Linked DNA regions of Homo sapiens: region 2 is linked to region 1. The links are chromatin contacts, found by Hi-C or POLR2A ChIA-PET in ENCODE. All regions are on one chromosome and are shown on one strand. Each heading gives the region's core, a stretch centred on a gene start or an enhancer-like site at or near the end of the contact. The rest is flanking DNA. Distances are from core to core; before and after follow the strand shown.

What was found. A loop is a pair of places that touch in the nucleus more often than their neighbours do. ChIA-PET counts read pairs that join two places held with the same protein, here RNA polymerase II (POLR2A). Pooled maps may share reads with other maps.
Region 2: a map of CD14-positive monocyte shows a loop between it and region 1 (7-fold over the local background). The contact joins the enhancer-like site here to the promoter of ZNF407 in region 1. A Hi-C loop is called at or near these places in 1 of 168 maps with a recorded cell type or tissue (CD14-positive monocyte), 2 of 37 single-sample maps with no recorded cell type and 9 of 50 pooled maps. POLR2A ChIA-PET finds 5 or more read pairs at or near these places in 1 of 52 experiments (activated T-cell).

Annotation. Positions count from the first base shown.
Region 1 is chr18:74,596,376-74,600,800 of GRCh38, forward strand. It overlaps ZNF407 (zinc finger protein 407), which reads left to right and starts at 1,495. Exons shown (of 9, transcript NM_017757.3): 1 at 1,495-1,562. ZNF407-AS1 (ZNF407 antisense RNA 1) reads right to left here and starts at 1,460. Exons shown (of 2, transcript NR_024484.1): 1 at 53-1,460. RefSeq lists enhancers at 1,271-1,480, 2,271-2,490 and a silencer at 1,581-1,880.
Region 2 is chr18:77,066,666-77,071,011 of GRCh38, forward strand. All of the region lies in intron 2 of MBP (myelin basic protein), which reads right to left. Among named protein-coding and RNA genes, the nearest start is that of MBP, 64 kb to the right of the region's middle. RefSeq lists enhancers at 659-748, 3,437-3,616. Within about 2 kb of position 1,251, at least 36 of the 41 ENCODE cell types and tissues checked have a DNase peak (open chromatin) inside an H3K27ac peak, as active enhancers do; they include CD14-positive monocyte, where a contact is called at or near this core.

The DNA.
Region 1 (4,425 bases), core at 245-2,744:
TAGAAAGCCTATCTTCAGAACATCACACACACACAAAAATCCAATTACTTACAATGATTTTTTTGAGACGGAATCTCGCTCTGTCGCCCAGGCTGGAGTGCAGTGGCGCAATCTCGGCTCACTGCAGCCTCCGCCACTGGGTTCAAGCTATTCTCCCGCCTCAGCCTCCAAGTAGCTGGAATTACAGGCTCGCACCACCATGCCTGGCTAATTTCAAATTTTTAGTAGAGACGCGGTTTCCCCAGGCTGGTCTCAAAATCCTAGCCTCAAGCAATCCACCGACTCGGCCTCCCAAAGTATTGGGATTACAGGCGTAAGCCACCCCGCCTGGCCAGTGATCTTCCTAAACAGAAATCTGATCACATAACTTCCCATTACAGAGTCTAACCCTAACCCTGTGCCTACAACATAGTCAAACCTCTTTAGCAAGGCAGATGACCTCAAGCAGGATTTCACTGCCTCTTTGTCACAGCACTTAACAAGCTGTGATGTATTTATTTTTATTCGTCTACACAGGTCTTCCCTACTAGATTCTGAGTTTCAGAAGAAAGGCCTCTAACTCGAGGTTCATGAATGGACCTGCACAAGGGGGCGGACGGGCTGAAGTCCTGCCTTTTTTTTTTTCCAAAAAACCCGTATGCTGTGCCGTTAACGTTCATAAAAAAGTCCTTGTCGAACGTTTTAAACAGCCAAGGTGTTTCAGCTTTAATAAAAGCTGAAAATTTGGCAATACCAAACAGGTCACCAAGCCACAGTCCGCTTCTTGGCCTCCTCTTTGGTATCAGAGTTCGGCTAGCGGCTTCCTGTGGCCTCTTAAACAAGGACCTCATTTTGGGAGCCATTCGAGAGATTTTTTCTCATCATCTAAAGTAGCATTCTCGCCTTGCACAGCTGAAAGTCATTTCTCGAAATCGGAGCGCCAGAAGCGACAGGAGCCACTCCAGGCCCGGGGGAAGCGAGCAAAGGGGCAGCGGGCTGCGTTTGCCAACGTAGGCCTCTCGGGTCCCGCGCCGTTCTGGGCCTTCTCCGTGTTTCCGGCGCCGCCCTCGGGGTCCCTTACAGAGGGCGGGAGGCGGGTGGAGAGACGGGGCAGGAAGCAGGCGGGATCGGCCTGGGAAGAACCCGTTCTGGGACCCTCTAGAAATCCCAGACAGCCCTCCCGGGCTGACAGCGCCTGCCTTGGAGCCCGACGCGCTCATCGAATTTAGATTGACTCCTTCGGCTCTCCGTTTTCCTTCTCTAAGGGAAGGGTGGGACTTCCTATTTTATCTCTTAGCGGCTTCCGGCAAGAGCTGATGTGTTAAAAACAAGACAGCACATGGGCCTGCCGGCCACTCGGATAAAAAACAAGGAACTCGACCTGGATTGTACTAAACCAGTTCCAAGATTCTGTTTTTCGGCTGTGGCGTCCGGCGCTGCATCCACTACGGAGTCGCCTTGGAAGCCACCGGAAGTCCTTCGACGGAGAAACAGGATGTCCCGCCTCTTCCTCCCAAAGGGAAGACGGTGAGCCGGAGGAGTCAGTCAGAGGGGCGAGCAGGAGCGATTCCGTCGCCAAACAGGTAAGTTATTCTCTGGCCGGGGCGGGGGGTTTGGAGGCGGGGACCGTCCAGCGTCAGCGCGGGGCCTGGGGGCGGTGGCTTGAGGGCTCGAAGCCGGGCGGCTGGGCGCCCAGAGCCCCGTCTGGGCCCTTCGCTCTTTCTCCTCCCCCCTCCCCCCGCCTCCGCCCCTCCCTGTCGCCTTCCTTCCCGACACCCGCCCAGACTCACGCCCGGACACACACCCTCGCTCGTTCGCTCACGCTGCCTCGCCGCCCTCCTCCCCCAGGCCCCAGCTGCCGCCCTGCCCTCTCACCCGCTCGCTCCGCAGGCCGGTCCCGCGGGCAGCCTCGCTCCGCGCCCTTGCGCGAGCGGAGCTCTTGTGGACACCTCGGGGCTGCGGACCTAGCGTGGCCTCGGTTTCCCCTGCCGGGTTCGCCTGTCCGCGCAGAAACAGTCCCCCGTTCCTTCGGGACGCACCCCTGCACCGAAATCGGGCCGTTCTCGCGTGCCCGGGTTGCTCTCAAGTGGAAAACAGATGCTCCCCTAGCTGCACAGCTGCAAGCTTTAGCGTCTGGTTTCCAGCAGGGGCTCCCTGGACCGCCCGCCCACTCTCGTGTCACCCCCAGGTGCCCTGGCTGCGCCGCTGCTACTCGCGCCTTCTTCCGTTAAGCGACGCTGGTGTGGGCGGGCGGAGGGCACACAAGTGCGGTGGCCGAAAGCACCGCGGTGGCAGCGAAGGGTCCTAGCCATTCCCGACTTCAGCTCGCTTTGCGCCACTGCGGGGAGACCCGCGGCTGCCTGACACCGCTGCGGGCAGCAGTGGGTTTCTCAGTAGATGCTCACCTCTTTCCAGCCAGCTAGCACGCCCTGGGTGCTTGGCCTCCTTCTGGAGTTTAAGCTGGTGGAGGCGGGGTGCAGTGGCCGCTGACCTCTGTCGGTTGCGCTGGGTTTTGAGTAGCCATTTATTTCATTGGGGAGTTTTGGAATAGGACATCCCACATCCGTGGACACACATGTAGAATACTTTTATAAGTAATTACAGTCTTAATAGTGATTTGAGTTACAGCTTTGCAGTCTATGCCTGGTGACATCCTAGTCGTAGTATGTATCTGTTTTGTGGTGAAGTGCTGGTCCATTTAGAACACTGTAGACAGGGGCCCTAACATATACTCATCAGAACCTTATTAAGAAGAGCTTATATGTCATTTGGCATACTCACTGTGCTTCATTTAGTACAGCAATCTTGTGTAGTAGGAATTATTCCCTTTTTACAAACTGAGACTCACTTTGCTATATACAAAATTACTGCTACTGGTACAAGGTAAAGCTTTCTTCTTGCGTGACATGTAAGGCAGGTGTGATAATTGCTCACAACACAGTTGCTACTGGTGCATTTTTTTTTAAACTTTATTTCGGAATAAATTAAGATTTACAGAAAAGTTGCAAACAATAGGACAGTTCCATTGGTACCTTTTAAGCAGAGCAAAGTGGCTCCACTTCAAAAACACTGGTTCTTGCTTTATGCCAAACACCCTTCTAGGTGTTGGAAATAGTAATATACTTCCCTAGAGGATTTTGAGATCTGGTTGAATAGACACATAAATAAATATATATAATACCTTTTTCTGCTTACTAAAATAGAGATGTGGGAGCACAGTGGAAGTTACGGCTGATTGATGGTGGGGAGTGGTGAAAGCTTCTTGCAGGATATGTGATTTGAGATAGGTCTCAAGGACTAGTGGGTATTCACCTGGTTGAAGGGACATTTTCCCCAACATTCATTCCGATTAGGTTTGTTTTATTAGAGTAGAACTCGCTAATCTTAATAAAATATACTCTCCTAGTTTGATTCTTCTCTTTCTCATCTCCTTTAAGAAGGTGGTTTGTATCCCAGATAGTGAGAAGAAGCCTAGTTTCTAAATCTATGAATAGGCGAATAAATTAAGCTGTATGTTTCTAATTGATAGTTGTGACTCTTTCGACTGTAGTTGAGATTGGTTTTTTAGGAATGCACTGTGGTCCTCCACTGAGCGTTTTCCTTGCTTTCCAACTCTGATGACTAGTGGAATTAAGTAATGCATTCAGGAAACATTTACCGCATGCTTGCTTTGTGCCAGCCATTGCACTAGAGTAAAATGATGAACAAGATAGTGGGGAATATAGACAAGCAAATGCGCATTGGCAGTGCAGTCTGATGGCCTGCCCACAGAGTGTCACAGTGCCATTCATGATTCTTGGTTGTCAACCATGGCAATGGACTTGGCTGACTTAAGCAGAAAAGGAATTTATTGGAAGGCTATAGATGGCTTTCAGAATTGATGGGAAGGCTGGGGAACTGGATTCAGAAAATAGGCAGCAACCAAAAGAGGCTGGCTGGCTGGGGCCACATCCAAGGCAATATCACGTAAATAGCCTGCCTAGAATTTTGTTGCTGGTGACATTGCCACTGGAGAAACTGCCACCTCTGTTGCTGGACTGTTGACTCTCTTCTACCACTGAAAAATCTCTTATTGCTCCTGCATCTTTGTGACCTTTTTTGCCAAGCCACTGTAGTTGTCAGGGAGCAGAGAGATGGAGAGAGATGGTCTTTATCCCTCGCAAAGACCCACACCTCAAAGGAGTCCTACTAAATAGAAGGAAGCTTGGGCTGTGGGTAGCCCTAAAAGCAAAAATGTCCAGCATAACCACTGAACCTGGCAAGCTTAAAGAGGTTAGGGAGGAATACCAAGAGGGAATGGCGACCAGAGAATGAACAGGAACTCACTGGGCAAAGAGATAAAGAGCGGTTAGGGAATCCAGTTTTGGATAGAAGACTTCCAAGCGTCAAAAGGTAATGTGGAACATTTCAAGAATTAAAAGGTGTTTAGGATGGCTGGATCACGGA
Region 2 (4,346 bases), core at 1-2,500, 2.5 Mb after region 1:
GCTACATGCCATCCCATTTATTCCAAGGGTGAGCCCACATAGTTACTGCTTTAGATTCTAAGTGACACTGTGCGGCAGAACTGACGCCAGGCCTTACTCCTCCAATGACACCTTTGGCTAACTGGAACCAGTCAGGACCACTTTGATGGGAGAATGAGTCCTTTTAGGGACAGAAAACGAAGCTGATGTCCGGAGGCACTTTTGCATTCCAGGGGAGGAAGCGGCCTGTTGTGGTGTTATGGGGTGGGCCAGGCCCCCTGGCCACTCCTCTGGGAATCTTCGGCTTCAGAGTTTCTCCTCTGGGCCTCCCTTTGCCTGTCGTTTGGGGCCCGAATGGCAGTGTGAGCTTGTTTTTCGAGTTTAAAGTTTTCAGTACATAGTTTGATCACCAGTGCAGAGAGAAGACATGGTTCAGCTTCCTGATATATTTGTAATCAATTTTACTTAACTATTTTGAAATGTCACACTTGCACATTGAATGATTCAAATGCTCTAGAAAGTGCACAGTGGCTGCGTGCTGAAACCCCGGGGTCTCCTGGATGCCCCCCCGCCCCCTTCTGGGAGGCAGCTGGCATTTCCAGCTCCTTCCAGACTTTGCACAATCATCTGGGCACCTTCAGACAATGACACATGGGTATTCTTTTCCCTCCTTTCTGTCTTCACATAAATGGCATCACACTGTGGATGATATGCTCCTTCTTGCTTTTGCCAGGGAAAGAGGGATCCTGGAGGTGACGTCATGTCGGCACGCACAGACTGCTTGCACAGCCCGCTAGCATTTCAGTTACTGTTCACACCTCACCAGGCTCCACAACCACCATCCAGCTTGTTCACATTTGTGTTTTTCAACCCTAACCGTGTTGCACTAATTTCCTGTTCACTTCTCAGAATGCACATGGCCAAGGAGTATTTCTGGAGGAGGAATGAGTCACACTGGAGCTTTCACTGAGCGGGCGTCAGTGCTGTGGGCAGCCGCGCTGGCCCTGGTGCTACCCACCAGCAGCACCGGGAGGCTGCTTCTCTCGGGTGCCACTCCCTGCAGCGCCCCACCCTGGTCTCTGCACTTAAGTTTGTACCAATTTTCCACCCAATCTCTCATTTCCTGGGAGCCTTTAACCCAGGACCATAATATGTACATAGTCTCAATTTTACATTCTTTTCCTTCTGGAGAGAGGGGCAGGCACAGCCATTAAGACCACCCTGAAGTCTGATTCAGACCTAGTGTGACTCACTTATGTACTGCAGGCTGTTTGTTCCTGGAGAGAAGTCCAGCCCTCTGAGCTCACACCAGCCAGGGCCCTACACTCCGCCTCCTGGTCACTAAGAGCCCTATCTGGAAACCCTCCATCCCGTGTGTGTGTGTGTGTGTGTGTTTGTGTGTGTGTGTATCCATTCCCATCCCTGGGCAGACAGGAGGGGATGGGTGGGTAAGGTCCCCACCAACCAATGTTTACGGCATTGTTTCTACAATTCAATGCTGTCTGGTGTGATTAACAGATAAAAAACACACGGGTTATTGGACTCACAAAATTGAGGAGGGAAGAATTTGCCTTCACGTTGTGAAATTAAATTGATAAGAGGACACTGGTTTGGACTGAGCTCCTGCACTGGGCCCAGCAGACGCCCCCGTATGAAGTATGGTACCAAGCCCAAATGAAGATCTTTATTTGACCTTCTGAGCAATCAGGAGAGGTAACAGCCCAACTTCCAAGCAGGCCAGGTTTAGCCCAGATGACGAGGAAGTCCCGTCTGCTTTAACCTTTATGGGGAAGTCATCTTGGAACCACCACACATCCGCCTGCATTTTGTTCTCTGTGTCTGCTTTCCTCAGTCTGTTTATAAACCAACCTCCTCTGCTCGGCTCATTGGAGCACTCATTCTGTTTTGCAGAAAGAGGTGTTGCCTGATTCTAGAATGACAAATAGCAGCCAATTAAGGTGTTCACATTTGTTGTAACTTTGTGTACACCTGCCAGGCTTCTGTTGCTGGTTGGCCGCTGTAGAAACCAAGCTGCTGCTTTCCAGATTGCGAGTCACAGAGTCCCACGAAACAGTTACTAATAAGCAATGAAATGCAGAGAATGTTCAAACTCACTAGTAATCAGAGAAATACAGAGCGAAACAAAAATGAGATTTCTTTTTAACACAAGTAGAAAACAAACTGATGTCTGGCATTGCTAGAGATGTGGTGGGAGGGAAACTTTCCTGGGACTGGAATAAACACTCTCAGCCTCTTTGGGAGGACAAAGAGCAGCAGCCGCCACCACGGAGCTGAGCCTTGGGGGCCTCACCTCGGGGACTCTGACCTCACCTCGGGGCCTCTGACCTCACCCCCATGGCTTCCAGGCTCCCAGCAGCCTGTGACTTCTGCGGATTTTCCTGTGTCTCTATTACAGAAACTCCCAGAACAGTCCATTGTTTTATTCCCCTCCCTGTGATGCGGTGAATACTGTGAGAACAAGAACAGTGCCTTACACACCTTCCCAACCCTCAGGCCTAGCACAGTGCCTGGCGCCCAGAGAGAGCTTTTTAAACATAGTTAAAATGGATTGTTTCTGTTTCAGCAGAGGGAGCCAAAGATAGCTGGCTATGTACACTTTTCATATCTATCCAGTTAATTTCAGAAGACACTAAAACTTGGAAAATAAATAATTTCCCGATAGTCTTTCCTCAGCTAGGAATTCATGTCATATTTTTTTACATCCTGCTTCTATGCTAATAGGAGATCATATTCTTCACTAATTACAAAATAATAAGTGTTATTTAAGAACTAATTAAGTACGATTCAGCTACCGTCGTTATTGATCATAGATGCATTTTCTTCATGCTTAATGTCTCTCCAAGCGGGACACCACTAGGACCAGTAGTGTCCTCCCATTGGCGTGGGAAGCCCTTCTCACCGGAGAGTAGAACAATGCCGCATCTTAGAAATGAGGCGTTTCAGATGCAGAGTGAAAGCTGATCTTTAAATCACAGCACTTTGCTTTAAGTGCGTGGCGGGGGATAACCTAGCGGCAGCCACTTCCCTGTATCCACTTCCCAGGCTGGTTTCGAGGGTGGGGGCAGCATAAGCATGAGGAGGAATTTTGTGTCCTGTGCGCCAGCTTGTGCACACGTTGGTCCCACAGCTATGGTGCGTCCACTCTGTTTATCCCTCACACCAAAGCGGCCACAGGTGGACCCTGAATAGTGATGGCAGACAGGACTCCAAATCCGCCTTTTTCTCCACCTTCTCAACTCAGTTCTCTGATGGTTCAACATCTCTAGGTCATACAGGGACACAGGACGCGTGCAGAAAGTACATACGGGCCTGGGAAATTTCATGACTAATTTCTACTCAAATATAAGGTTTGTTTTTGAGACCCGATATTGCTATTCCAAAAATATAAAATATTCCCCTATGATGAACACATTTCCTGTAAGCAAAAGGTCTACTCGCAAAACAAATAATGCAGATGATGTGTCAAAAGTGAGGTGATTTTCGTGATGATAAAACAAGAGCTTCCTGCAGACGGGGCTCAGACTTACGAGAGGGGATGGGTCCTGGCAGCTCAGGCCCTCCCTGCGTCATTGCCCAAAAGAGTCCAAATCTGAGTCCAAACGGAACCTGTGACTGCACGTGTCGACACGCATTTCAAGCAAGGGTGCCTCCTTCATACTATTTGTAGCAATTTTCTTTTTCATCAGCCTAAATATGTGGGAGCTGACCTATGTAAGAATCTGTTTCTTATCCATAACAATTTTAGAAGGTGTGTGGGAATTTGCTGCAGAAGCCCCAGGAAGGGAACACATTCCCCTATATCGTAAGGAGCACAAACAGCTCGGGACATTACCACGTATGGTGAAAGATGACAGAGAAAAAAGTGTATTTTTTTGGAACAAAAGAAATGATAGTCTCCTGATCTATTATAAACCAGTGATTAGTCTCATTTTCTCTGTGTGTAAAAACACAAAAACTAAAAACCCTCTACCCAGCCTTGACCTCTAACCCTTAAGTGTCAAGCTTTCCCTGGGGGTCAGTGTGGCCCTGCACGGGGCTCTGGGGCAGGTGACAGGAGGGGCCCTGGGAACTCGAGAGGTCCACCCTCTCCCGCCACTGAATTGTGGAAGCGCAATTCAGTTTTCTTCATCAGAACCGAGTGGAGAAGCAAAGGATGGCATGGAGTCAAACTTCCCAAAGCCAGTCACAGCCAGGACGTCGGCGGGCGGAATCCTGGTTGGTTTTGAGGACCCCGCTCAGGTGCTTGTTCCCGCGTAGCTGGAGTGTCCAGCCAAGTGTGAGAGATCTCCTACCTGGTACAGCTATTCATGTACGTGCACACATGGCACACACGCACACGCACATTG